Linked DNA regions of Mus musculus: region 2 is linked to region 1. The links are chromatin loops, found by intact Hi-C in ENCODE. Cell type or tissue: gastrocnemius. All regions are shown on one strand. Links, peaks and the distances in the headings refer to the core of each region. The heading gives the core; the rest is flanking DNA.

Region 1 (15,320 bases), core at 5,061-7,560:
GTTATTTCCCATTTGTACCACCTACCTTTAGCATTAAGACAGTCTACTGCTAGGCTGGACTGATAGGAAGCTCAGTGGTTAGGACTATTTTCTGCTCATCCAGAGGACCAGAGTTTGTCCCCAACATCCACATCAAGCAGCTCACAACCAACACCTCTAACTCAAGCTCCAAGAGATCCAACACCTTTTCTGGTGTTTTGGGGGCATAACATCTACACATAGCAGACACACAGGACCCACACACATAAAAAAAAATAAATCTTTAAAGATACTTACTTTTCTTTTAGGATGTACTAGTGTTTTGTGCATGTGTGCATGTATATGCACCATGTTGCAGTACCTATGGAAACCAAGAGCATATCCTCTGAAACTATAGTTACAGATGGTTGGAAGCTGCTGTGTAGGCACCGGTATTGAAACACAGGTTGTCTGGAGGAGCAGCCAGTGTTTTTAATGGTTACGCCATTTCTACAGCCACCTAAGTAAGTAAGTAAGTAAGTAAGTAAGTAAATAAACGAGTGAATCCTTTCTCACATGTTCTTTCAGTTTGCTTTAGCAGAACATTTTTTTCACCTGTGTCTGCTTCAGCCAAACGCTTCCTTCACCCATGTCCACTTCAGGAAAACACTTCTTCACGTGTTTGCCCCAGCAAACCACCATCCAACACAACTGACTTTCAAAAGAACCTGTAAATTTCCACTTCAGAATTATCAGGGGTTTATCTTCTTTTTCTGCTACGTAAGGGAATCTGAGGCCAACATGGGCTATATAAGACTCTGTAAAAAGAAATGGCAGGAGGTAAAATTGTTCATTTTTGTTGTTGTTTGTTTTAGAGACAGGGTTTCCTCTGTGTAATCCTGGTTGCCCTGGGACTTGCTTTGTAAACCAGGCTGGCCTTAAACAGAGATCCACCTGCCTCTGCCTCCTGAGTGCTGGGATTAAAAGCGTGTGTACTGCCCAGCTAATTTCTAATATTTGCATGGTTCTTCCTGGGTTCAGGTAGTGACTTAAATGCTTTACAGATGTCAGCCTTTTAAATTCTCTTGCAGTTGTTAAATTTGGACCTAGCAAGGTGAGTTAGAAGTTATATATATTTTATTTCATCAACATAGAAACGTGGAAACAGTAGCACTGAGCAGCCCATCCAGGGTCACCTGCCTGCTAGCTGGTGGGGTTTGGGTTGAAACTGTGTGGTGGAGGAGGTGAAGTCCAAGGTGCTGATCGCTGCACTGCTAGAGAAAGAGAGAATGAGTGACCTTGGAGAGGCCTGACGGGAAGACGGAATGGGAGCTTAGAGCTGTGTGACATCCGTTCGTTGGCCTTTTGACTGGTCCTCGGATCTGTCTTTAACTACATCCTCCACTGTCCACATACTTGCTTCTGTCTGGAACTGTCTGCTCCTTTTCCATCCACCTGCCACTGAGCAAATGCCCACAGAACCCATCCCTGTCTTGCATGTACTGTTGGGGGTGGATGCTTTGGAGTCAGCCTCTTCCATTGTCGTTTTCAGATGATTTTTTAAAGTTTTAAAGTTTCTGGGGCTTCAGCGCTCCAGAAAAGGCCTCTGTGGAAAGAGTGGGTGTAGTGCCACTAAAAGTCATAGCATTCATTATCGTAAAATCCAAACCTTCTTCCGTCCCTCAGTGAAGAGTTCTGCTCTTATGAGACATATTTGAGTTCAGCTATACCTACTGCAGGTATAGTGTTGTTGCTCTTAACTGCTGAGCCATCTCCCCAGCCCCAGGTTTATTGCTCTCAACATAATATTTTAGGTGATCATTTTGCCTCATAGGAAAAATATGTGTTTTAACCTAACATTTAAACGTGCACACATATATTCAAATATATGTTGTTGTTTTCATTTACCACGATTCTGCCAGTCTTGCTAATTTGCATAAGCTTGGTCACTTATGTCTACTTCCCTTCTAGAGTTACACCTGGTTGGATTGGCTACAACTTTCAGAAAAGTATTTGATAACAACAGTGGTTCTGATGCAGGGTAAAAGGTAACGGAGAGTGAAAAACTGGAGCAAAGGTCATTTAAAATGATGCCAAAATAGGGCAAGATACTAAGAGAAGCTAGCATTTGGCGGCCACCAAACTAAATAGAAAAATCTGGTGGGTGGGTGTTTGTTTGTTTGTTTGTTTTAGACCAGGGCATGCTGGGTGTGCTGAGGAAGCACAGAACGAGAAGCAGGAACAGTCCCAGGAGACACTGATGGGCAATCCCCAGCAATGAAGACCTTGGGGAACGAGGTCAGGGTTCTCCTTCAGCAGGTGAAGCACAGGGCCAGTGAAGCACTGGGACAGGGACACGGACTCAGGGTCTCGTGAGCCCCACCTGCTCACAGCTGGTCAGCACTGGAGAAGTTGGTTTGTCCCCTGAACACTGACAAGGAGTGTTTAGTGGGACTCTCTTCCTATGACCGTCTTTGCTGGATGAGCCAGCACCTTCCAGGTTTCCTGAACACTCAGTGTGACTCATAACTAGAGGTGTGAGGCTGGCTTTCTAATAAATCTTCCGAGACCCAGTTGATTCCCAGACTGCTTACATATGTTAGCCGCCTTGGTTGTTGTGGTAAAACTGAATAGGAGACAGACAGACACACACACACAAACACACACACAAACACACACACACAACAACGAGGGGAGAGAACATGTTTGCAACGAGATTACACGTGTTGGAGCATATTGTGAGCACATTCAAAGAGGACGTTTTCTCAAGGCAGCACAAGAAGGATCACACGGATTGTTTGAATATAATTCTTAGCTACAAGTTTGGGTGAAAAGCTGGCATTGGTCTAAGGTTAACAGGCAGTTGTTGGTTAGATGTCCATGCAGAAGTGTTTCTGTGTAAGGTCACAGTGGCCCTTGCATAAGACTTTGTTATCCACCATGAGAGTGAGATGGCCTCCTTCGGAACTTTCTAGATTGACTGACTGATGGCTAGCTAGGGTTTGACACATGCCACTACATTTTAGTCCTGACAATGTTCATGTGCTCATTAAATAGTTTGGCCAACTACTACATGTAAATGCAAAATGAAGCTCTTATTTCTGTAAAACCTAAAAGAAATTCACAAGAAAGCCTTAAGAAGTGTTGAGACTGATTTTCAAGAGTGTGGTCAGGATGCTAATAAAAGAGGCAGAGACTGTAAGGACTGGCCAACTACTACATGTAAATGCAAAATGAAGCTCTTATTTCTGTAAAACCTAAAAGAAATTCACAAGAAAGCCTTAAGAAGAAGTGTTGAGACTGGTTTTTAAGAGTGTGGTCAGGATGCTAATAAAAGAGCAGAGACTGTAAGGACTTTAAGGTTTCTCGCATGTATGGCCTTGGGATTCAAAGTACTTGCTCCATTAGAAACACACACACACACACACACACACACACACACACACACACACGGCCCTGGAAAAGGTGCTAACAGGCACACACTCATTCTACCACATCAAAGCATATCTCTGACACTGCTCTTCTCTCACTGGGAAAACAGCTGAAAGGCTGCTCAGCCTTGTGATCCCCACTGTTTTCCCAGGCAGCATCCCACAGGAACTAACCCTGAGCATCAGCCCTGAAGTCAGAGCAGGTGCTGTTTTGGGCAACGCACCTACAAAGCTCACCAGCCCAAGCACACTTGGTCCCCACCCCAAACTCACCAGTTCAAGCACATAGGGTCAACACCCTAAAAACCCAGAGTCTCCGATTGACAACACAACGCACACCTTCCCTCTCTGTACCCGTGGGGTCTGCCGCCATGCTTTTTTTTCCAGAATGTAAAAACCCTAACACTGGACCATTGTCCTTCCCAGAGTTTAGGGAAATCCTCTGATAAAAGGAAGTTGTCTCTTGATAATCCAAGATGGTGAGGAAGTCTCCCCTTCAAGCAACAACGGAGAGAGCTAGACTTCAAACTACAACAAGTGGCAAACATTGCCTTCAGAACAGTTTTTTACTACAGACACATAAAAATTAAATCGTTCTTCACCATCCATGTTGATCAGTGTTTTCTGATTATAAAAACAGCGTGGGGACTGGAAAGATGGCTCAGTAGCTAAGAATGCTTCCTTTTCTTCTAGACCAGATGAGCCAAGTTCGAGTCCCAACATCCATGTTGTCCATCTCACACCAGCTCCAGGAGATCCAACAAGGGTGATACCCTCATCTGTTTCCCCGGGAGACCAGTACACCCAGGTTCAGGTTCCATGCTTACATTTATGAGATTTAGTGTAGACACTTGAAAGGACTGGCTTGTCTAGATGACTACTGTTGTGAACGTCTGTAGCCAGGGTACTCAAGTCCCTGCTTTGTACGGTGTAAATACTTGGGGCATGATCAATATTTCAGTTGTCATCAATCCTTAGGTATTAGGCTAAGTCAATCAGATCTGAGGATGGGAGATGAGAGTGTCTGAAGGGTCAGTGTGAGCAAGGGGGTACTCCCAACTTCTAAACCAGGATATATTCTCTCTCTCTCTCTCTCAATCTTATTTCTCCCTTCACTTTTGGTTTTGTTATCACTGCTCTCATTTCCCATGCCTGCTGTCATGTGTATCTCTGCAAAAGCAAACGGGCCAGCCTCCACCTGTTGCCCTTGACAGTGGGCACACCCTGTCTGCACAAAAGCTACATAGGCTCTTGGGTGTCACCATGGGAAATAGGCTGATACAGCCATGACCTTAGGAAATCAGGGGAACCAGGAGCCAAATGAAGCTCAACACCATCACAGGAAGCAAGAGGGAGGTGTCTGGGCCAACAGCCAGGCTTTTCACATGAAGAGTAGGAGGAAAGGGCCATGGTTGAATGTTTGTGTTTCTGGAATTCCTGATAAAATCCAATCCCTCTATCATCATCAGAAGCAGGAGACAGAGCTTGATGCTACCCGAGCTCTTTCTAGAAACTACCACAGATAATCTTAGGACAAGCCCCAGTGAAGCACAGTTGGAGTTTGTTGTGAGAAGATGGTTTTAAGCTGTGGTTGTTTTGCTGTTGTTTTGAGACTGGCTCCCAAGCAGCTCAGCTTGGCCTCGAACTGGAGGCCATCAGTGATGACTGCAAACTTCTGATTTTCCTGCCTCTCCCCTGAAAGTGCTGCAGTTACCTGTGGGCCTCAGCACCCAGTTTAATAGACGGCGTTGATAACAGGGTTAATGCTGGTGCTACCACCGAGGCAAGTACTTCAGAGGACAGCTGTGCACATGTCGGGGTTGATACAGTGTTCTCGAAGAAGAGTCCCAGCTGCCAGATTTGTGGTAGTTGGTCCAAAGAGCAAAGTTCAAAGTTCAAGGATTGGGAAAAGGGACAGAGAATTCCAGGAATGGGTTCTGATTTTCTAGAATAGGGTCACTCCGCATTTTCTGTTTCTTATATGAGGTTTTCTGGCTGTGTCATAGTGTCAGGCAGATAAATGCTAACGCACCTTTGTAATGAAGCAAAGCAGGGTCAGGGGTCAGAGGTCAGGGGTCATCGGGGTCACCCATGTTGGTTCTAGCTAGTTTGGGGTGGCTCCATGTAACATAGTTGCCTCACGGCTTCTCTTTCCCCATGGCTGTCCAGCCTACTTGAGTATAAACAAGACCTCTCTGAGGTGGTCAGGTGATGAGGGAGCCAAGACCTACTAAAAGTTGTGATAGAACCCCTGTCTGTTCCTTCTGTTATGTGAGAATACATGGACGATGCCATTTTGGAATTTTGGAGCAGAGAGAGCAAGCCCTCACCGGACACAGATCTTTGGACCTCCCAGCCCTCAGAAGTGTGGGAAACATATTTTTGTTGCTTATAAACTAACAACGGGTAAGATTGCAGTCAAATCCCAGACTAAGAAATCACACACCTCAACCCTTTTACTGCCTTGCATTCACACATGTGCAGCAAGACTGGGTGCTGGCCCCAGGGCTCAGTTACTCTTACAGCAGGCCTCAGGAAATTTCCAGAAGGGTCAGGAACATAGACTTCCCCTCCTCCAGGCTACATAAGAAAGTGGCTTTTGTCTAAACCAATCACACATCTTCATAACTCGGGGCTTTTTCTCTCATCGGGAATGGCAGGACTTGAGAGAGCTGGGTAGGCTCACTTGGGCATAGCACAGGTTCACTTGGGCAGCCGTCTCTTTAAATACCCCCTCACAGCTCCCTCTTCCTTTCCTAAAGAAAGAGAACCCCAAATGAAAAGACAGCCCATCCCTCTGCATCTGAATTTGAATTTCTTTTCTACCATTGCCAGTCTGTCTTCAAAGTCCCCGGTTCATAGTCACAAGCAACCGTCCCTGCTCATGGCTGATTGTGGAGACAATTGGCCATTTGTTAGTAGTCTTAATGAGCCAAGTGGGTAATTGTTTCTGGCTGGAACCACCAGGGGCACAATCAGTGGTCTGCATTCATAATTTCTGGTAAAATCTCTACTAGTTGGGTGCTCCTGGCTGGCGGAGAGCTGGCCTGTTGCTTTTAAGATCCTTCTGTTAAGGACATTCAGTCACAGCGGAACAGAACCGGAGTCATACATTTTACCCTCTAGATAATGAGAAAAGTATTCCTGTAAGATGCTGAGCTGGTCCAGAGGATGCGTTCTCTTCCTGCATCCCAGTGGGAGAACAAAACTACAGCCATTCTGCACGTGCTCAAAGCCACGCAGATGGCCATCTCAGACGTATGCTCCCAGGAGCATGCCTGTGTTCTGACCTCTCACCTCCTCATCGCCATCTCTGACATCTGGGGACTGGGGACACTCTTCCCTGAATTCACAGTCACCGATATATATATCGGATGGGCAGCCAGCCACTGTGCACGCTGCTCAGGCCTGCCAAGCCTGCTCTGAAACAGCTCCCGTATCCCTCTCCCTCAGGTCCCGGCTCTAGTTACTCCCTGTTCTGCATTCTGATAGGGCTGATAGAACTTCACACAGCTAAAAGGCAGCCCCGATAGCCACATGTAGATGGAATTACCACTCACAGCATTTTTATATGGAATGTGCAATGAACACAGATTTAGGTAAGGGTTGGGGGAGTATACTCTACTGAGAAAACTATACCGAATACAAGCATGATATTTCTGGATAAATTTTTATAACATTTAGACATTTTGTCTTGTTTTTGTTTTGTCTCTCAGGTAAAAAGCAATTCCCAGATCTTCTTTCCCAAGGAGCTAAATGATTCTGTTATATAATTATGTATAAAAATAGACAAAAGATCTATCCTCAAGTAAATTCAGATCACTGAACCACAATGGAAATAGGCTTTGAAAGTTGCATGACCCAGGGGTGTGCATGTGTGTGTGTGTGTGTGTGTGTGTGTGTGTCAGAGACAGAGAGAGAGGGGAGGAGGGATGTGTGTACATATTTTTTGTCACCTATAGATACAAAAAACCTAGTGCTTGCCTGCATGACCTTTCTTGTCTCTGTGACGTCATCTCCTCTCTGCACCTGCTTGGGTGTTGTGGGGAAGCAGGAAGTGCTATGTACCCAACTCTTCACATTAGTTGTTCAGGCTGGGAGCCTTTTGGCAGTATGTTCATCTGAAAACAGTGGAGTTGGGAGGAATGTTGTACCGACTTTCAGAAGACCCACTGTGCCTGGTGCATCACCTTCCTGCCTCGTGGCGCTCCCGTGGAGCTCTTGAATACTGGTACCCACGTTCTCTTTGAGGAGTTGGGGATAGAGGATAGATATGATCAAAGCACACTGGAAGAAATTCTATCTCTTTGTCAGTCTGTCTATCTGCTAGGATTTATGAAGCTCCTCCCCCCAACACACACATGTGCACACACACATACACGTGGGGAGAGAGAGAGAGAGAGCCCACACTCCATTCCATCCTTTGAGGTACACAGCTGTCCTTCCCTTAATTCTTCATCAGCCCACAGCCTGTTCTTAAATCCATATTAAAACAATTTTCTTCCCAGGAAATTGGGAAATTGAGGGCTATACAGAGAAACCCTGTCTCAAAACAAAGCACAACAAAACAACCAAACTCACTTTTCATAATAAATGACTTTACTTCACACTTTAAGGTCTGTTTTTCTGTGTTAAGAATCCTGGCTCCCACCAACCTAAGGTTTCTGAGAACACGTCTCGGGCTGCACAGCTGGCTGTGTTCAGTTTCCTGCTGCTTCTGGCCTTGCCAGCAGCCCCCATTCTCCATGCTCCTTCTGCCTGATATCAGTGCCTGTGAATTTTTGAGAAGCAAACCTGGGGAAGAGAGAATCATTCTCTTCGTCCTCCTGCCCCAACACTGAAGAGGACACCCTGTCCACCACCAAGTGAGGATCACCTTTACCATCTTCTCTCCATGAGCTCCCAAGCAGCTATCACGGAGCCACTAAATCAGACTTGTGTGAGGCCATTGCTTCAGACAGAACTCCTACTGCAGGCCTCCAAAGACCAAAATGGAGTCACTCATGTCAAAGTTTCACACCACCCAACCAATCTGACACATCACCCAAGCAATCTAGGCATGGAAAGAGATGGCAGTCAAATAACACAGGCCAGTTTTGGTTAGTGTGCTCAGGCACTCACCCCTTTAAACTAAGCCCACTGGTGTTTTGGTTTCTGACATAGAATTATCCTGTCTTTAGAGGGAAACATCTGCCAAGCTGTTGTGTCCAGCTGATTCTGATCTATCTAATCTACATCAGCCCTGAAGCCCTGAGTGGGCGTGGTCTCTGAGATGGGTGGTTCTAACCAGAGGCAAAGACTCTTCACTCAGGAGAGGAAGAGGAATTGCATGTTTGACACTTACTCAGATTGCAAAAAAGTTATTTGCTGTTGTCTGAAATCGAGATTTACTAGATACCCTCAGATACCCTGCATTTTTATCAAGCAACCCAAAGGGAGGCAGAGGAAGGTGATTTCATTGCACAGAGCTGATTTTCATCTGGTTTTAGTAAAAAAGAAAAAACCAGCACCACCACCAAAACAGAACTCAGTCATGTCTCAAATACACAGCTGTTGGGGAAAACATTTTTCTCAAATCTTTGAATTCCTGAGTTAGCTACTAGGAAAGTGCAGGAAATACTGGGAGATAAGTGTTTCCCTGGGAGACAACGAAGAGCCTGCAATAGCCCAGGATGGGTTAAGCAATCAGGAAAACTGCAATTTGCAAAGGCTGCTCACACCAATCAAAAAGGAAAAGAGGCTCAATTCCCAGGAAATATGCCATGAGGCCAGGCTAGACCAAAAAGCGAGGGCAGGGGTGATTAACAGAAGCTGCTGCCCTGCTCTGCCTTCCCACCTGTAGGAGGAACCCTGGCAACTGCCAAGTATTGGCTTAAGCTCCTCAGTTGAATGACTGCACACAGACCAGCCTGGGATGATAGATGTTCCCTGGATGTTTCAAGGGGCTACATTAACTGCAAACAAGAGCATGTCTGCTTAGTGTACAAAACAGTTCAGGTCTCTCACTAAATCTGAAGCTAGGCTGGTAGCTAGGGAGCCCCAGGTACCCTCTTATCTCCACCCCATACAGCACTTGGCTTACAAGTGAGCATATGCATACCTGTTTGGCTTTTTAATGGGTGCTGGGGATTCAAACTTATGCTTGGGCAGCAAATACTCTTAACCATTGAGCCTTGGGGAGAAGATGGTTTTTCCGTCTAAGTTGTAAGTCTCCCAAGTTTTATTGTTATAACATGATCCAATGTAGGTTACATTGTGTCACGCTCTCTTGAGAGGTGGCTCTTCCCACAGATTCCAAATGCTCTAGAAAACAGTTGGCATTCTCTTAGGCATACTGTAAACACCAAATATACTGCTTTACTCACACTGCACTGAGTCAGATAGCCACAGGCTTGTGTTTATACAACAATACAAATACAGAAAAAAACGTTATGCTGTATTGATGATCACTCTAAAAATGAAAACCACCTATTCAGTCATAAGGCATTGGCTAAAGAAATTACAGAGCATTTCTGATCCTTTCTGTGACAAGAAAATGAGCTGGTCATTAAAGGCCAGCTTATGGGGAATGCCTACTGATGCCAGAAGACAAACTGAATCAGTTTATGTAAATGAATATTTAAACCTCATGAAGTTTATGGACAAAATCAGAATCAAAGTCTCCACAATACTAGCAGACAGCCATTGCGAGGGGCAGCTGCTTCTTGCCTGTTTTCTCACATTCTGGGTTGCTAGATTTCTTTTCTTGTTTTAAGTTATGCTATGTATAAAGGGGTTTTTGTTGTTGAGTTTGATTGTATTATTTTTTGATACCCCAGGCTGGTCCAGAATTTATTATGTAGTCAAAGAAGACCTTGGAGGGTTGTTGTTGTTGTTGCTGCTGTTTTGGGGGCAAAGCAAAGAATTCATTCTTCTGTTTGTTTCAAAGTTTTGTTTTTGGTTGTGATGTTATGGATTCAACCGATTGACCTTGAGCTTGTTGTGATCCTTCAGCCTCCCAGGTGCTGTGATCACAGGTGTGTGCTCTCACAACGTAGTCTGTATTGGTCTTAGGATGACTTGAATATGCTTGACCCATAGAGGATGGTACTGCCAGGAGGTGTGGCCTTGTTGGAGGAAGTGTGTCACTGTGGGGGTGGGCTATGGAAGTCTCCCCTTATGCTCAGGCTCCACTGATGGAGAGCTTCCTCCTAGCTGCCTGAGGATGCCAGTCTTTCCTGGCTGGCCTTGGATCAAGATGTAGAGTTCTCAGCTTCTCCAGCACCATGTGTGCTTGCATGCTGTCATGCTTCCTGCCATGATGATAATGGACTGAACCTTTGAAAGTTTAAGCCAGCCCCAATTAAATGTAGTCCTTTCTAAGAGTCATGGTGTCTCTTCACAGCAATGGAAACCCTAAGGAAGACAGGTCTACATGTTCATTTCTTTTCTCTGGGTACCTTTGGCTGCCAGGACCAAGTAAACCCAGAAAGTTTGTTTGCATGGATCTCCCTGTTCGCAGCTAACAAATGTAGACTTTCCCCAACAGTCCACAGATAATGGACAAGCGCAAGGATGGGGCTAGAGTGTGCTCTGTCCTTTGTCAGTCTCTAGTGTTGGATGGCAGCAACTCTCCAGCACACCCACTTTCAAAGAGTGACTGGGGCATGGCTTGACTAGCAGGGCATCTTTCCTTCTTTTACCTTTAGCTAGGTGCTGTGCTGGTATCTTGTAGTAGCGTAATGATGAGGTAATAGAGGCTGGCAAGTTGAGGATCATGGTAGGAGACTTTTATCTCTCCGAAGGTCTTGGGTACAAAAGTCAACCACATCCACATTAGGATCCAGAAAAGACTCTGAGGTTGAAGTGGACATGAACCCATGCTTTGTGGGCACAAGTTGTTCTGGTTTTGCAGGAAGGCACAGAGGTCCTGTTTACAGGTAGAATTCAAATAGTTCCAAGAGGACCCTAGAATATAGAGTAGAAGCCCAGATAAAGGCAACAGATGTGAGATCAGATCTTCAATCCGAAGGGAAATAGTCAATCCTATTGGAGTAATAGATAGGGTTAGGGGACTAAAGCCTGGGTGGAAGGGCTTCCAGTTCTAGACTCTAAGCATGGCTGCTTACAGGTTGCTCTCACTACTAATCTCTGTTGTTATCTTTTCTTCCTGTCTTTGTTACTGTTCTATTGCTGTGAAGAGATGCGGTGATCAAGGCAACTCTTATAAAAGGAAGCATTTAATTGAGGGCTTGATTGCAGTTTCAAAGAGTTTACCCATGATCAATATGGCAGACAGCAGATAGGCATGGCACTGGAGTAATAGCTGGGAGCTTTACATCCTCATCCATGGGCATCAGGGAAAGGGAGGGAGAGAGAAGGAGAGGTAGGGGGAGGGGGGGAAGGAGGAAGTGGGGGGGAGAGGGAAAGGAGAGAGAGAGAGAGAGAGAGAGAGACAGACAGACACTGGGGTTTGGTGTGGGGCTTTTGAAATTTGAAAGCTCACCTCCAGTGACATAGTCCTCTAACAAGGCCACGCCTCCTAATCCTTCTAATCCTGCTCAAAGTTTCACTCCCTGATGACTAAGCATTCAAATACATGAGCTTATAAATACATTGCTATTCAAACCACTGTATTTTCTCATCTAAAGCCCATATATTTAGCTCCCCCATCCTTGGATCCTTTATTTGAAGCTTCAACTAATTGTGTTTTGCAATTGTTTTGAAAGGGGAATTGCACTTGCTCTTGACATGCGCAGCCATGTTCTTTTCAATCTTATTCCCATTATCCTTAAAGCATTTGCACCTCATTAGGTATCATACATAACCTAGAAATGGTTAAAACAAGGCAGGAGGCAATGCCACTTATACGTAAATGCTACAGGATCTCATATGAACATCTGTGGGTCACAGTACCCTCATAGTAAGTAGCCATTTCCCTGTGGATACCAAGGGACAGGTTCTTGTTATTGCCATCTCCTGTGGATCTAGAACCTTCTGTGAGTGAAGTCTGTACCCCACCCCATTGGGAAGAATCTTGGAGATGTGATTTTCTTTGGCAACGAAACCTGAGCAGAACTATTAATGTGTCATTCCTGGCTGAAATTTTAAGGTTTGTTTTTTTTTTTTTTTTTTCTCCTTGGATTTAGTCCTCATTTCTCCATAGCCGTGAAAGAAATGAGGCCCCCAAATCATCTGCACCTTCACAATAGGCTGGGGGAAATGTGTATCTCGGCATATGGTACTCAGCTTTGTCAGCTTCATATAATCTTTAGTCACCTGGGAAGACAGTGTCCGTGAAGGATTGTCTAGATCTGGTCGGCCTGTGAGGAGCTGGTCTGTGGTGAATTATCTTGATTATATTAATTGGGATGGGAAGATCCACGCTACTGGGGGGTGGCACCATTCCCTAAGCAGGAGATCTGGGATTGCATAAGAATGAAGAAAGTGAGCTGCACACTAGCATTCATCCACTGTTCTCTGCTTTTGACTGGCTGCGACCTGCTGCTTCACCGTCCTGATGGATTACTTTTCTGCCGTAAAGGGCTGTACCACAGACTCATGAGCCAAATAAACCCCTTCTCACTTAAGTCGCTTTTGTCAGGGTACTTTATCACAAAATCGGGAGAGAAAACTAAGATACAGAGCCTCAGCCAGCAAGTGACTTGCTTGAGAAATATCCTTTAGCTAGATGTGTGTGTTGGGATAATGTTGTATTGGAAGGCAACAGAAAAACCAAGATTCAGAATTATAAAGATTGAGAGATGCCCATATCCTTTGATTTATTAATTCTTCTTCTTTGGTATTTATTTATTCATGCTCCTGGTGCAGTGATCACCCCTCTCCCCCCATGATGGATGCTATCCACAGTCTGTGAGCCAAAATCAACCCTTTCTTCCTCAAATGACTTTTGTCAGAGCATCATTACAACAACAGGAAGAATAGCTAGTACACACCCTTAAGTGCCACTCCACAGTCACTCTGGCTCATCTCCGAGAGGTTACCTTCCAATATGCCCCTATCCCAACACACATATCCAGTTCAAGGATATTTCTCAACTAAGTTGCCTGTTGGTTGAAGCTCTATGTTTTGGTTTTATTTCCTGTTTTGTTTTCTTTTGCTTCTGTTTGCAGTAGGAACCCCAACTCCTCACGTCTAGAAAGGTGGCCTGAATGCTAAGAAGCAACTATCTACTTCTTTCCCCTGGTCTCTTTTCTGTCTGCTGCAGGGGTGAGGGTTGGGGTGCCCTCCTGGATATATGTTAGTTCTAGCAGGTTGTGCGCATCCCCTTGAGACCCAAGCTGTACTTTCAAAATGCAAGCTAAGTTCCTCTAGCCTAGCTCATCAAGACACACAAAGGAGAATCCTCTTCAAAGTACATCAAAGATGAATAAGCACACGGGTCCCTGCAGTCTGTCAACCCAGAGGCTGGGGTAGGTCATCTGCCCCTTCTCAGAGGTCAGCCCTTATCACTCATGCCAGGGCATGGCCAGCTGGCCCTCACCTGTGGTTCGTCAAACATCAGCTCTTCAGCTGTACAGGATTCCTTCTCCCAGTACACGACTGATTGGCACCACTGCTCACAAGCAGAAGCCGGACACCCTGGCATTGTGTGCTACAAAACGTCCCACCACAACCTTTACTCCACAGGCCTCTCTGAGTGACAGGCAGGTTTGTAATAGTGTGAAGATGGGGCATTCAGTTCAGGGGCTGGCAAAGCCACAGGTTTTTTTCAAATGAAAAAAAAATTTTTTTAGGCAGAGATGGAGTTTTAAAATATTTTTTTCTGTGCACAAAGTTCTCATGCTGCGTGTCTTAGTCAGGGTTTCTATTCCTGCACAAACATCATGACCAAGAAGCAAGTTGGGGAGGAAAGGGTTTATTCGGCTTACACTTCCATACTGCTGTTCATCACCAAGGAAGTCAGGACTGGAACTCAAGCAGGTCAGGAAGCAGGAGCTGATGCAGAGGCCATGGAGGGATGTTCTTTACTGGCTTGCCCAGCCTGCTCTCTTATAGAACCCAAGACAACCAGCCCAGAGATGGTCCCACCCACAAGGGGCCTTTCCCCCTTGATCACTAATTGAGAAAATGCCTTACAGTTGGATCTCATGGAGGCATTTCCTCAACTGAAGCTCCTTTCTCTGTGATAACTTCAGCTGTGTCAAGTTGACACAAAACTAGCCAATACAACTGACCCCTTGTCAACTTGACACACAAACACATCACTAGTAAGCCTCAACCCTTACATTCTTATTCATCCCCAAGATCTAAATAACTTTAAAAGTCCCACAGTCTTTACATATTCTTAAAATTTCAATCTCTTTAAAATATCCATCTCTTTTAAAATCCAAAGTCTTTTTACAATTAAAAGTCTCTTAACTGTGGGCTCCACTAAAACAGTTTCTTCCTTCAAGAGGGAAAATATCAGGGCACAGTCACAATCAAAAGCAAAAATCAATCTCCAACCGTCCAATGTCTGGGATCTAACTTACGATCTTCTGGGCTCCTCCAAGGGCTTGGGTCACTTCTCCAGCCATGCCCTTTGTAGCACTCGCGTCATCCTCTTGGCTCCAGATGCCTGTACTCCACTGCTGCTGCTGCTCTTGGTGGTCATCTCATGGTACTGGCATCTCCAAAACACTGCATGACCCCTTCAGTCCTGGGCCATCAATTGCAACTGAGGCTGCACTTTCACCAATGGCCTTCCATGGCCTCTCACAGTGCCAAGCCTCTGCTGCTCTGCTCAACTCCTTCATGCCTTCAAAACCAGTACCACCTGGGTGACCCTTACACATTACCAAGTCCAGCCACAGCACAAGGTACAACTTTGGCTATATCTGGAACGCAGCCACTGTGCTCTCAGAAAATACTTCCCAGAAGATGTCACCTCAATGATGCTGGTCTCTTCTTAATCACCGCTAATTTCTTAGCTCCAGCTAACCAGCATCA
Region 2 (15,320 bases), core at 7,026-9,525, 66 kb before region 1:
TACAGCACTATTGGTTATTTGAATGATCCAGAATTGTTAAACACTTTGAGACTCCTACCTGTCCACTACTCTGGAGCCTCATACTGCTGGAACGGTACAGTAAACAAAGCTGCCCAGTGTCAGGGTTGTTGCCCCTGTCCCTCTCGTTTGAACCCAGTGAAGAGCTCTGGGATTTGATTCCTTTCCAGTGGATACTGCAGGCAGACAGATATACGCCATGCTCTATGTCGCTGAGAATTGGCTCGCTTTTTGAAGAACAAGTGTTGGGGTGGGAATCAATGAAAGCTTTGGAAGGTGCAATGAGGAGCATATAAGAGCCCTTTGTAGGCATTCAGCTACAACTTAATAGTTACGGAGGAGGCATGAGGAGGCCTTCATAGCTTTAAGTCTGGAATGAGAACAGGTCTGGTTCTAAGGTTGGGGATGTAGTCAGCTGGGTGCTTGGATAGCATACATGAAGGCCTGGGTTTGATTCCCAGCACTGTGTAGATCAGGTGTGGTCATACTTGCCATCAAACTTGGGGGTTTGAAGTAGGAGGATCGAGAGTTCAAGGTCATCTGCTGCAGGTCAGGTTCAACACCAGCTTAAGCTGTGTGATACTAAAGTTCCTGAGGACCCAAGATTTTCTTGAATCTCACTGACCGGGAAGCCTCAGTTTCTTTGTATGTAAAACAAGATAATGGAAGCTTCAAGAGTTGTCGGGAAGATAAGCTGTTCATACAGATAGAGTGCTCAGGCTACTTGTCCTGAGCAAGTGCTCAGTAGCTTTGGGGTTCTGTTTTTGTTTTGGAGGAGTCCTTTGTTGTTTTCTTTTTTTTTTTTTTTTTTTTTTTAAAATTTATTTATTATATGTAAGTACACTGTAGCTGTCTTCAGACACTCCAGAAGAGGGCGTCAGATCTCGTTACGGATGGTTGTGAGCCACCATGTGGTTGCTGGGATTTGAACTCCGGACCTTCGGAAGAGCAGTCGGGTGCTCTTACCCACTGAGCCATCTCACCAGCCCCTTTGTTGTTTTCAGAGTATGTGTATGTGTGTATGTTATGTGCACCTGTGCATGGGTAGGTACACACACGTGTGCCCAGAAGAAGATGTCAGATGTCCTGTTCTGTCACGCTTCATCTTATTCCCATGAATTTCAGGCACATTCAGCCATCCCCGGCTTCTTGCCTGAATTGTGTGGATTTGAACTCAGGTGTGCATGCTTGTGCACCAAGAACTCACACCCACTGAGCCCTCTCGCCAGCCCCTGGGCTTTTAGTTACTAATCGCGAGAACTGCCATGTGTAGAGTGTGAATAACTCATCAGATTGCTGGCCTTTCTATTAGCCTGTTGCTAATTAGTCTGTCTGCTCCATCCCTCTTGGCATCCTTGAGCAACCAATAGCCAGGCTGCTGGCCCCAGACAGAGCATGGAATGAAGTCAAGCATCTCCAGCCGTCCCAGAGCCTTGTCACTCAGAGCTGGGAATGGCTACAGTGGGTGGCTCTCTAGTTCCTTTCTTTGAGCATACCCAACACTGCTGGGTTGTGAGTCCCTTCTGGCAATGGGTAGATTTACTGATTGCTGATGTTTAGCCTGAGGTTGAGCACATAGTAAGTATTCCCTAGATGTTAGTCAGATGACTTCACTCACATTAATTCATTTTAGTGATAAGTGTGTTAAAACGGGCATCTAGATCATAAATGTTTTGTTTTCCATTAAATGGGTGAGAGTTAAAATGAAAGTAGACAAAATATCAATATCATTCTTCCAAGTTACTGCCTTGAGAAAACCTCACAGAAATGGTTAGGGTTGTAGCATGTGACACGGACACAATGATGAATATGGTTCTGTCTCTCGTTTTAAGAGATGGTCAGGAAATCAAAAAGAGGGAAGACCAATGGGTGGATACTTCATTCCTCCTTAGAATAGGGAACAAAATACCCATGAAAAGAGTTACAGAGACAAAGTTTGGAGCTAAGACAAAAGGATGGACTATTCAGAGACTACACCACCCAGGGATCCATCCCATAACAAGCCACCAAACCCAGACACTATTGCATATGCCAGCAAGATTTTGCTGAAGGGACCCTGATATTGCTGTCTCGTATGAGGCTATGCCAGTGCCTGGAAAATACAGAAGTGGATGCTCACAGTCAGCTATTGGATGGAACACAGGGCCCCCAATGGAGAAGCTAGAGAAAGTACCCAAGGAGCTGAAGGGATCTGCAACCCTATAGGTGGAACAACAATACGAACTAACCAGTACCCCCGGAGCTCGTGTCTCTAGCTGCAAATGTAGCAGAAGATGGCCTAGACGGTCATCACTGGGAAGAGAGGCCCCTTGGTATTGCAACCTTTATATGCCCCAGTACAGGGGAATGCCAGGGCCAAGAAGTGGGAGTGGGTGGGTAAGGAAGCAGGGTGGGGGGAGGGTATAGGGAACTTTTGGGATAGCATTTGAAATGTATATAAAGAAAATATCTAATTTAAAAAAACATTTTAGAAAATGAAAAAAATTGGTCAGGATATGGTTTTATCAACTGTATCACTCCAGAAGCTAATTATTCAAAACTGGCTTATACCCGAAACCCGAAAATGCTGCTTTAAGTGACAGAACCCTCAAAATAGCTGAGAACGGACTTAGGGGTTGTTTTGTCCCTATAAGACTAAAAATAAGGAAGTCAAAATAAGCGAAGAGCGAAACCCTTCACTTACATTTCTGCAACCTTAACCTTGCCGGAATGGATTCTTAAGGAGTCCCCGTCGCCTGTGACATTTAGCTGGAAAATTGTCCACCCTGTGTTTTCCAGAAAGGAAACCACAAATGTTCTGTCCCTGACCCTAGACAGCTGAGTCAATGATTTGGGTCCAGGGGCCCTGCTGAGTCTCCCCACCTGAGCTTTTCTGCAAAAGCTACAGTTCTCACTTCTAAGGAGGGCCTGTTTGCTAGACCATGGACATCTTGTCTCTATGCTCCAGGGCCTAAGCTTTCTTTTTTTCTTTTTCATTTTTCCTTCCTTCCTTCCTTCCTTCCTTTTTTTCTTTTTCTTTTCTTTTCTTTTTTTTTTTTTATGTACCTCTCTACATAGCCCAGGTTGGCTTTGAACTCACATTATAGAATTCACCTGCCTGTGCCTGCAGAATGTTATGCTAATAAAGGTATGCACCACCACACCCAGCCATGGGCTTGAGGTTTTGAACAATCCTGTTAGCAACATCACAGAGTGCCTCTGTGTCACCATCTGGTAACAGAGAAGGACGACATAGTGTCCAAGAGCAGAAGATGCCGGCTTCGTATGTGACCAGGTAAGAAGAGAGCAAAGCCAGATCTCCATGTCCTTGGATCTCACCGCCTCCCTGCAGCCTGTAGAACAACCTGTGTGTGCCTGCATCCTGGCATCACTCTCCTGCCCGTGACTCAGCTCCCACCTGCCAGGGAGAGAGCAAGCCATGAATCTGTACCCGCGGGGGAGTTTCTTCCCTGGTTTGCCTGGTTCCTGGGTGTCTACTTCTCTCTCAGTTTCCAATGGTCACAGATGGCTGGGGATCTTTGTGTATTTGTCCCTCGCCAGCTCTGAACTCAAGAGCGGGAGCTTCTCGGTGTATAAGAGGACCTTGTAAGCTGCAGGTCTCAGAGGAAACCACAAGCTGTTCCTACAACTTTAGAAGCAAGAACGAATGCGCTGTGTGTTCAGCACAGCTTTCTCCCAATGGTTCTGGGCAAAAGCTGCACCCCATGAGAATATGGTACCAAAGAACGACCTAAAGCAAGGGAAGCTTCCAGCTGGGCTATAGCACAGGGTAGAGTTAGGAAGGGCAAGAACATTTGTAATTTTCCATTAGAGTTAAGGCCATCATGGCAGCCTTCAGCATAGTGGGGTTTGTCTGAACATCAGGAGGGTCGTTGCTACCCTGAAGAAATGTTGACTGTGCTAGCTGGGTGTCCTAGCTAACTGAACCTGCACCCACAAGTTGAGAAACTGAAGCATGGAGAAGTTCAGGTTATACGCTTTGAGATCAGTCTCTAGGAAGGGTGGGCCCAGCTCAAACTCTGGGTCCCTTCTACCCGGCAGCATCCTGGGCTCCACACACCGGCTGCTCTTACACCAGGAAGGGTCTGTAGTACAAGAAAGCTGAGGTTCCCAAAGAGAAGCAGGGATAAAGGGTAGTGATACCCGGGGACCGGGAGGACCACCTTTAGTCCTCTCCAGGATGCTGGCCATAAGCTGGGCCCCAGATGTAGTGTCTGCTTTTTCTTCGTAACGGACACATGCCACGTCAGAGGAAGACAGTCCTTGTGTCAGGGCCTATCCTGGAGCAAGTTTGAGTGTTCCACTCAGAACACTCAAAACTTGTGTCAAGGACTCTCCCCTGATTCATCCAGGAAGCTTAGACACTGCCAGTGGTCACCAGGCCTGGTAACTAATGGGTCAGGTCTTGGGGATGTGTGGTGACCCCCTCAGAACTTCTGATCCCTTCCTGACCAGCCCGGGGTTATTTCAGTTATTTAATTTATCCACTGAGAAAATGCTATGGCCTTGCTTCCCTTCCACAAGGCAACTACAGGGGTGCAAAATTCCCCTGTACTGACTGACCCTCCTCTGCAGAATCTCCTCTTTCTCAGGATAGCCTCAATGTTTTGTCTCATGTTCACTGATCAGAAAACTGACAAGTGAAGGTCAGAGAGACCACTCAGTGAATGAGCGCACTCTGCTCTTGCAAAGTACCCAAGCTCACCTCTCAACACCCACACCAGGCCGCTCACAACCTGCAGCTCCAACTCCAGGAGATCCAGTACCCTTTTCTGAGTATGCTGGGCATACGCAAGCATGGCACACATATAAAGTTTAAAAGTAAAAATAAATCTTAAAAAAAGGAAGGAAAACTGGTGACTCGGTGAAAGGATGAGGCAGGGGACTACTCACATGGAACCATCTCTCCTTGTGAGTCTTTGGGAGCCATCCTATAGCTAGAGTTTCCATAGGGAGACTATTGGGAAGTGAGCCTCTCTCTGTCTGTCATTTGTATAATCTCCATTCTTTCTGTGGCTCCCCAGGACTATTTTCATTTCCTTAAACGCTAACTTCACATGCAATTAATTTCAACTGCCGGCGTCTCACGCAAACTCAAACCATATCCATGTATAATTTAGAAGTCACCACGGTCATGATGGTTGTAACAGCCTCTTTCATAAATACAGGTTTGCATCCATTGTTAACAAAATGACAGTTTGCTTTGCTGTGTCATTTTGAACTGTGCTGGGATGATGCATCCATTACATTTTAAAAATTGCTGCTAAAAATAATGTTCACAAACACTGTGACACCTGCTGTTTCGGGGACACCCTGCTGGGCAGGGGTGCCAGGATGGCTTCTCTGACCCCATTCTTGACCTCAGACTACTGCCACTCTAGCTGGTGAGTCAGGCCTGAACTATCAAACAAGACACCCGAGTCCAGTGTGAGACATCCTTCATTGTACCAAACAGATCCAGTTGTTAGATGAGTCAAATTCATGGTTGTAAGCCACCTGTCTCAGCATAAGCCAGGGGTGCTTTGTTCCCCAAAAGCACAATGCTTTATGGGAAGAACTCCAGCCCAGCATCAGGGAGGTCTCAGATGTCTCTGTGCTAACCTGCAATCCTCTTCCATCTCCCCTGTCCTGCTCTGAGCCCCCCTCCACCCAATATGGACAGCACTCCTGGAATTCAGGATCAGCACAGCAGCCACAACTGCTGGCTCCAAGTCCTACTGCTCTCCACCCCCACTCCGTACTCCGCACCCACCCATCCACTGTTAAGTGTTCCAGGCATCCTTTGGAGGTACGGCCCCTTCAGCTACAACCTTACCTTGTTGTTACAGGTGTGGATTGGAGTACAGAGGACGCCTGCTGAGATTTCCAGATTCTCTGTGTCCCCGAGTGAACAATTGGACCAGGGACATACGAGTAATGGTAGACATAGAGATGCTCATTGAGGAAAAAAAGACACTCTTGGGAGTGGGAGTGGGCTAGAGAGCTGGGAAGGCTGGAAGTTCTGCTGAGGGGGGCAGAGAGCCTGCATGGGCTGACTATGCACATATGCCTATGTCTGGGCTCTGGATTTGGAGATCTTGAGCTTCTCTGGCGCATGCTTTGTCCCTTGCCTATAGTCCTGCTGTGAAGAGGTTTGTAGTCTGTCACTTGGCCTCTTCTTTAAGAAATCTAATCTAATCTAAGTTTGATGCCTTTCCCAGTCTCCACCCTCCTGCCGTAACCTCAGGTGTGGAACCGAAGAGTCTTGAGTAACTGGGTGGCTGACACTGCAGCCTTTCAGGAAAGCCCCTTTCTCTCTCTCTCTCTCTCTCTCTCTCTCTCTCTCTCTCTCCCTCTCCCTCTCCCTCTCCCTCTCCCTCTCCCTCTCCCTCTCCCTCTCCCTCTCCCTCTCCCTCTCCCTCTCCCTCTCCCTCTCCTTCTCCCTCTCCCTCTCCACCCCCATGGAGTTGCAGCCCCAAGTGCTTCCCAACAATATTGGATATTTTGGCTGGCTGGAGACCCTGAGATGGGTGAATATTAATAGTCTATGCCAGCTCTGGCCTAACTCAGAAGGAGACTGAGATCACACTCCCTGTGCCCCCAACACACACACACACACACACACACATCAGCACCTGGTCACCAATGTGTTAGGAAACATGGACTTTGCTTGGAGCACACCCTCCCTCTGCCAATGTACCATGTGCTCAAGGAAGGCGATCCTCTTCCAGTTTTAGGGGAGATTTGGATGAATCTGTGATTTGCCTAGGAAGTGTCATGTGACACAATTCAGACCAATCCAGTGGAAAGGTACGACCTCAACACGTGAAGGCCCATGAGACATGTCCAATCCAGGATAACAAGAGAGGGTCTGGGGGCCAGGCTGCTAGTCTTTCTACTAAGCTGAGAATGAACCCCTTCCACCGGCCCCTCTCCTACACAGGCGCTGGGCTTCCATGAATAGGCTCAGATGGGAGGAGTGCCTACCACCTTGCAACTGAGAAAGTCAGCATAGCACAGGGATTCCAGGCTGGTGTCCCTCAAATCCAGTGTACACAGCTTACACCTGAGATTCTGAAGTGCTCGCACAATTCCTAGTTTGGCTGGGCTGATTTTCTAGTGTGCTCCCTTGCAGTTGTTCCCTGGACGCCAATGCCAAGGCCTCTCCTTCCTGGAAAGTCACCGGCCTTGGCTTCTTGGGACAGCGCCCTGAGGGCCTCACCATTATACTCTGTACTATCTAACCCAATAGCTCTTACTTGCAAGTGTATTTTGTCCCCCATGAACAATGGCAACATTCTGAGCCGTTATTTGGTTATCACAGCTAAGGGGAGCTCTGTGCACCTATCGGGCAGAAGCCAAGAGGCTTCTCAACACCCTGAAATGAGGACAGCCATCCCCCCATCCCCCACCCCACCCCAGTGTCCTGAAGTCACATCAGCCAAGCCCAGAAGACCCTCACTCTTTATCTTTCCTCTAGCTTCTCCATTTCCCAGTCTCTGCTACAGGTGACTGCTCAGCTGGTCCCTCCTGGATCCTCGCCCCAACCTCCCTTGCCTTTCCCAGCCTCCTAGTTTAGAATGTGGCCTGCCCTCTCTCCCCTGCCCTCTTCACCAGGGACACTGCTCTACTGGACTCATAATCACAGTTCAGCCAGCCCCGGTTCCATTGCTTTCTCTCTCCAAGATGTCAGTTTCCAGCTGCTGCTGTGAGCAGTTGCACAAAGCCCTGGAGGCTTGGAACAATGCGCACTGGCTACCTCCTGGCTTTGGAGTTCCGGTCATTTCCTTCTGGAGGCCATACAAGAATCTTCTCTCCTCTTTGCCAGCCTTCAGCAGTGTATGACCTGGTCCTCAAACACAGTTGCCTTGCCTCTCTGGGCACCGTGTCCCCCTGTCTCTCCTCATAAAGGCCTTGGTAACTTCACTGAGCCACCAGGTAAACTATGATGTGTCTCATGGCTCTTGAGTTCCTTTGCTGTGTGAGCCGGCAGTGTCACAGGCTTCAGTGAACAGAAAAAAGAAATTCTGAGGATACTCACTCTGCCTGCCCCTCCCTCCTAGAAGGGAAGCCCCTGAACAGGGGATTGAATATGATTTATTCCTTACTAACCATGGAATGCAATGCATCCCTGACTGATATTTAGGACTAATAATTTATTAAATGATGACTGACTTATTATTTTTTTAGAAGCAATAGAAAGTCTGTCTACTCCCCATAAAAAAAAATGAAGGTTGATTGTAAAGTCAGATCACAGTGTGGACAGGATCCTGACACGAAATTAACTCAAGGAGGGAGAGCAGGGGCCAGGTGGGGTCAGACAAACAATTAGGCTTGTTACTCTCTACAGCCTCTTATACTTGTGACAGCTTGGCACTGGTCCTCATGTGGTGGCCTTTCCATGTACCCATATGTCACTTTATTACACAGACACAGCCGGTTGACTGCAGACCAGTCATTGGTCCAGCTCATGGCCTTTTCCTATTATAATCACTCTACAGTGAATCTGAGTCTCTGACTTTTCTTTCCAGTCCTAGGGATTGAACTCTAGGTATCACTCTTGTCAGATAAATGCTGAGCCCTTAGACTATGCTGTTGTCTTCTTTCTTTTCTTCTTTTTTCCTTTCTCTTTTTATTTTATTTTAAGAGTCTCACTAGGCTGTCCTCTCTGAAACTCTGGTCTTGAGCTTGCAAACTACTGTATACTAACATGTGCTTCAATATAGAAAAGCAAGCCATCCGTCTCCCAGAGCAAGCCAGACCTGGCTGGGAAGGGACTCAGAATAAGTTTGTGACACTTTTGTCACTTGGCAACAAAAACCCAATTTTACAAACCTCAAGTTGTCTCCTTTGTTGGCCAGGACATTTTCACTAACCATTGAGTTGAACAGAAGTCATTTAACTTTGTATAGGTTTGCCACTTAAAAATGGAAGCATCTCTAAAAGATGCTCACTTTAAAATTAGACAAAGAATGTGGATGTGATTGGAGCTATCTTCAGAAACCAGAGGTTATCTGCAAAGATGCTTGCTGTAGATTCCGACTTTGGAATTGTAGATAAAACCAAAAGATGGCACCCTAAGGAGTCATGATTTGAAATGACAAACAATGCCCAGTGTGTGTGGTGCCGGGAGTTGAACCTAGAACCTTGTGTATGATAGGTAAACACTTTACCAACCGAGCTACATCACTGTCTTCCAGCTTCTGTTTCATCCTTCTGAGCACAGGATTTTACACTCCTAGGAATGTGAAAGGTGTCAGTTACAGAATAGTTCTTTGATCTTACTATTCCATCCCATTCTATCTTACAGTCAGCTCTGGGTCCTGACCCTAATTTCAGGCTCATTGTCACATGAAAGGGCTTGAATATTTCTAACAGGGACACACAGTCTAAGAAAGCAGCTCTGACCTGGGAGCTTCTGAGTAATTCTTCTCCATTGTGCACTTGGGCCTTTATGTCTTGATCTTAAAGTCTTAGCTCTCACCTGTCTAGTTTTCCGGAAGAATTCTGATCAATAACACTAAAGTTAGACACCAATCTACTGCTCTTAGCATTGCGGACTTTGTAAGTCTTTGTTCTTCAAGCTGCAGTGAGGATTCCCCAGGGATCACACTAAAACACTGGGTCTCATTTATTAGGTCTAGGTAGGGTCTACAGGTCTGCAAGTCTGAGTGCCTGGTGAGGCTGAGGATGCTCTGTGGACACACTGAGAAACAAAGCAGAAGTGTGGCATGCAGTGTGATGTATGACCGCTCTTCCTTCAGTTGCTGGGCTTAGAATACACAGCATGCAGTATGAAAGGGAGGTGATGCTCCAGCTTAGGCACGAACTTCTCCTGGGGAGACATGAACAAACTTCTATTCCCTCTTGATAGGGCATTGGCAAATCAGAGAAGACATTCCACCTGAGCCTGAGTTTGTTGGACCGGCGGGTTTATCATAGTTACATCAAGGACTATGGGTGACTCAAGGGCAGGTGCATCATTGAATAATCTACCCAGCACAGCTGATGACTAAAAAGATGCATCCCTGGAGTTCCCTGCTGAACCTGCAGGGAACTCGGATGGCCAGAGAGACTCCTTTCCCCAGTAATTACTACAGTCGTATAACCTCCGAGGGACTTTGGGCATCTTGTATACTTCATTAGCTTCCTACATTTCATAAGTTTTATTTCCTTCCTGAGTCTCCAGAAAGGACTGTTTCACCTGGGAGAAAATGGCTGTACACTAGAGGGGAAGTGTAAGATGCATGGACATCCATTTCCAGGAAGCGAATATGACATCAGCCTTGGCTACTACCTGGCATTGGAAGAAAACAGCCATGGCACCTAGTATTCTTATGGCTGCACATATAATAGTGAAAATGAGTTAGATTTCCAGTGCATCCCTTAGTAGCTGTGACTTCCACTGCCTCACAGTAATTCAAGCCTAGAGAGAGGTGGAAGCTGGTTGGTTGGTTGGTTGGTTGGTTGATCCTCCTACTTTGGAGCCTCTCGTGGTACCTTCCAAGCCTGTCTGTACCCAGACAGAGCCTTTCAGAGCCCACAGCACATTCATGGGCTTCCCCCATGGATCTAGACATCAGCTCGTTGTCTCTTGTTGATGTTTTGTGAGTGAGAATCAGATTTCCCTCCTCTGTGCTTTGGTTTCCTCTGGAGGACACTTTAGTAACCTAAGAACAAGAAAGAGGCAGCAGGGAGTCCCAGTCGCCTCTTCTAGAACTGGGAGCTGCTGGAGAGTCATGGGCTGCAATATGGGTTGGGTGGAACCTTCCTTTGTGTTCTTTCCCTGAGATGTCAGAGTTAATTCACTGACACAGTAAATGGCATGGCTGTATCATACACTCACGCCATCCACTATTGTTCGGCACTAGCAGTGGCCACTGAGGAGTTTGGGTTTACACGCAAATTCCAGTGTTTAGTTCCTCCTCAGAGGTCTTGTTCAAGCACCTGCTTGAACTTAATCTTACTTTTCATAGAATGTTCTCTGGGCTTAGAGATGCTTCCAGGAAGGTTTCATCTTTTGTTATTAAAGGTTCGGTCTGCCTCTCGAAGGTCTGTACCACACAAATGGCAAGTGTGTTTACATCTCAGGCTTCCTTGGCAGGTAGGTAATTATAGCTTCAGTGCACTGAGATGAAAGAGTGTGGGGGATGCTGATGGCCACTGAAAGCTTCCTTCGTGAGGTGCATGTACTTCCTGTGACCACTATAACAAACTCCATTCTGGCCTTGGCCGTAAGTGTAGCCTGTGTGGGATATGTGCCCACTGTGTGGGGATTATCCCATCCTCTGTGATTATTTGGGCTCTGAAGCGTGCAGGGGTTCCCATGGTGAGACCCCCATATGAGGGCAGTGAGTGAACATGTGTGGAAGAGGCTAAAACATCAGAGATAAATTTGTTCTATATCAGACCCTAGGGGTCACTTATCTTGCCTTAGGAGATTCACTCGCTCTTCAAGGTGCATCCGTATCTCTAGAAAGGCATAGATCTGTTCATGAGGGAGAAGAAAGGTTCCATTGAGAAGCTAATCTCAACACAAGTTTGTGTATGAACCAGTTAGTCCAGATCTCAATAGTGTTATGAAGAGAGGATCCTGAGAGGTCTTTCGGAAGATATCCTGGGATATCTTGGAGGTAGGAGATGTGTGTATAATCAGACAGATGGGGGTAGGGGTGGACATGTCCTCTAATGTAGCAAGGTTTCAGCAGAGAAAACAGATACGGTGGTCTAGATATGTCCCGGCTGCATGGTGATAGGGTGGGAGCCAAGGGCAAGCTGGGGTCTCAGTAAAGAAGAGAATGGTACTGACTCCACAGATGGGAGTCCTCAGGTATTCCTTAAACTCAGAGGTTAGTGTCTTTTGGGGGGACTCCCCAGGATTTGTGGCTCATTGTAGTGCAAGAGTCCTTGAGGGGGTTGATTGGTGGATTCCCCCAAACATCGCTGCTTTGCTGGCCTCTCATCCACATGTGTGTTGTGGAACAGCAGCCTGGGACGCTAGCCCACACTGGGTTGAGTCCTGTCCCTGCCTTGAAGCACTCCATAGCTTTTTAATGAGAGCTGTAAACTTTCAGTCACCTGGGAGCCTGCAAATGGCAGCAGCATTCTAGGCTCAGTGATCACAGTCAGGATGCCACCACCCCATCCTGCTTGCCTATCTCTTGACCATAGTGAAATGATTCTAAAGACCCTGGATTGTGGATGGACCTTTCCTTTCTGTGGCATCCTCAAGGGCCTCTGTAGGGGCTGGGAAGAAGCCAGGGACTCTGTTGCCCAGCCCTATGTGCTGAGTTCTCTAGGGTTTTACAGCATGTGGATGCCCTCTGAGAAGCCCACTTAGCACCTCTCTGAATGCTTGTATTGGCTGCTATTTTCTTCTACATAAAATATTCAGGTTCCCCATCCTGCTCTTGTAACAACCCATTTCCAGCATGATTAATTTGCTCGCTTGAACATGGTCCCTGCCTGGGATATGGCTGCCCCTGAATCCCACCCATGAGTTTGCCATAACTTGTGGCCTCCATCACTGAAAACCTATCGTCTCAGTTTAGTCATGTGTGGTCACAGAAACAAAGGTGACACTTTTCACCATCCCTCAGACAGACTCACTGGTCTGGAGTGGAGCAAGCCTGGTCATTACTGTCTGTAGCTACTGCTCTGAAGGGAGCAAAGTGTGTGTTGGAGACAAATGTTCTGGAATCCTAAAAGACTAGTGGTAGGTAACACCTGGCCACACTCAGGAATGCCTAGTTTGGTCTATCTAACTGCCTGTGTGACAGTATTCTACTAATGGAGACACCCCCAACCCTGAGCAGTCCCATGATGGAGCCCAGAGCAACACTGTGTCTCCAGCTTCACAGTTTGTTTAGACAGAAGACAGAATATCTTCCACTAGACACATGACTTAATCTTTAGTCTTGGGGTGTCCTAAATTTAAATCCTTTGAGAGAACCAAGAAGACGGTTCTCAAAAGCTGGCTCACTATAGTGTACTGACAGTGGTCTTGCTTTATGATGGTACAGGAAACATAAAAACCCACAGCACAAGTGTGACAGCAACACCTGTCAGTTTGCCTTCTGTGATGCAGTTCAGAAACAATTTGAAGGGTAGAAGGGCTCACAATCCTAAGATGGTATCAGAAGAAAGGGGTGGGCATTTTAAGATGAAGTTAGAATGTACCAGCTCAAGGAGTAGTTGTAAAGCCCTTTGTCTCTACTCCACCATGGAGATCTGTGCCCAATTCTAGTTCTACCTACTTCCATAACAACCACTGACCCCTGAGGGTTGGTGTCAAATGGAAGCTTCCCAAGGAGTTTGCCTTCATTACAGAACATGATCCCTCAAGTCTTCAACCCAGCAATTATGGGTCCTGATTCCAAACTAGAATTTAATCGATACTCTCTCATTAGGGCAAGTGTCTACCGGCATCTGCTGAGCCTAGCAACTAAAGTATTTATGACCAGACAAACCTGTTTTGACTGTCCTCTGCTGAAGCTCCATCACAGCCAGCCAGCCATGCCTCACACTGAAAGTTAAATCACTCTGAGCACAGTGTACAGAAACTGTATCCCAATAATCTCAAGGAAATGGAGATTGTAGGAGTCAAAACTCATATCAAAAGGTATACATTCTTCACGGTGCACATTGTCACCTTTCAGGTCTGGGCTGAGTTTATTGTGAATTTCTTAATTCTCTACTGTGGACATCACAATTGGTCAAGCATTGTTGGGAATTCAGGACACCATCTCAGGGAAGGAGCTACAGCACACCCCCAACCCAATCCATCCAAGAGTCTGCTTGGCCTCTCTCCTCTAGCCAGGGAATCTCTTGGGGTGTGTCTCTGATTCCAATTCCTTGTCTCAGGCACTTCCTGCATTTGGTGGCATTCAAAGCTCTGCCATTGAAGGCATCAGTGACTGTGTCCCCTAAGGAACCTCAGCTCCAGACTCTCTGGCTCAGCAGTTCTAAACCTGTGGGTTGTGACCCTTTTTTGGGGGGTCAAATGACATTTTCACAAAGGTCATATATCCTACATGTCAGATATTTACATTGTGATTCATAGCATCAACAAAATTAAAGTTATGAAAGAGCAATGAAATAATTTTAGGGTTAGGGGTCATCACAACATGAGGAACTGTATTAAAGGGTCACAGCACTGGACGATTGAGAACCACTGCTCTGGCTCCTCCAAATTCATTCTTCCCAAACAGTGGTCCATGGAGATCTGAGGTCCCTCATCCCACTGACACTGGTGTCCATCACATGCAGTTGTACCATGTCGCTTCTGTGCCTACTGTCCCCACTGCTGTTGTTGGTGTATGTATTGGCTTGCTTCTCTTCTCCTGGCATACCTATTACCCAGAAGAGTTATTGATATCAATGCTGGCCACCACATGGCTGTATTGGAGGTGGAGAAACCTGGGGCAGAGAATGAGGCAGGGAGGGCTGAGAGGAGACAGAGTAGGGACATACAGGCCACTGCAGGTCCCAGCATGTAGGCCATTCTAGAAGAAATAGAGGGCTTCTGTGAAAGATATGCATCTTCTCACAGCGGGTGCAGGTCTTTGAGGATGGAGGAGGTCTGTTGGGATGCTCTGAAGGTTGTGTTTGTTTATAATGGATTTCTAGACCAGACTAGCCTTGAACTCCCTATGTAGTTGAGGATGACATTGAAATTCCAGCCCCCCCTGCCTCTACCTCTTTAGTGCTGTGATTACAAGTGTGTACCAACTGGCTTATGTGGTTCTGGAGATTGAAACCAGGGCTTGAAGTATGCTAGGCAACACTGTACCAAAGGCTCAGCCCCTGAACTCTGTGTTTAAAGGGCTCTTCCCCATGAATGTCACTCTCAGATTTAGGAGGAAGCTATGGTCCCTTTGAAGCCAGTTCTTTTCCTGGCTCTAGTGGCTACCACTCCGTGCAACAACCCAAGATCATGGTGGGTTTCTACTAATACACTGGAATGGGAAAGATGTCCTGGGGGACTTGGACACATTTTTGGAAGCATCATTGCCCCATAGGCATGGGACCAGCACAGGGCATGACACTCTATGCTAGTATAGCCTTTGATTTCTGAAGATACTGATCAGAAGAAGCCAAGGGTCTCATGAGTGTGTTCTCCTGGAGGTGCTGATGATATCAAAATGGAATCCCAGGGAGGCAGGGCTGGGGGACTGGGATCCTGAAAGTCTCTGCCAAGGCTGAGCCAGGTCTGTCTCATAGCCCACTACAGCATCAGCATCATGGACGTGACAGAAAGCTCCCCTGGATAGATTAAATACCACATTGTGAAACCAACTTAGAAACAGCTCGTGTAATGTTGC

What was found. A loop is a pair of places that touch in the nucleus more often than their neighbours do. Peaks named below come from ENCODE experiments on the same cell type or tissue, not always from the same donor. Only the 100,000 strongest peaks of a DNase experiment are listed, where the experiment ranks them.
Region 2: it touches region 1 in a loop (1.9-fold over the local background); 2 of 42 quality-filtered maps call a loop at or near these places.

What each region holds. Positions count from the first base shown.
Region 1 is chr1:88,614,721-88,630,040 of GRCm38, reverse strand. No RefSeq gene overlaps it. Among named protein-coding and RNA genes, the nearest start is that of Gm41912, 52 kb to the right of the region's middle. In gastrocnemius, for the core only: no CTCF peak of the experiment used is centred there; DNase peaks (open chromatin) are centred at 5,470 and 6,315.
Region 2 is chr1:88,682,656-88,697,975 of GRCm38, reverse strand. No RefSeq gene overlaps it. Among named protein-coding and RNA genes, the nearest start is that of Arl4c, 12 kb to the left of the region's middle. In gastrocnemius, for the core only: no CTCF peak of the experiment used is centred there; a DNase peak (open chromatin) is centred at 8,375.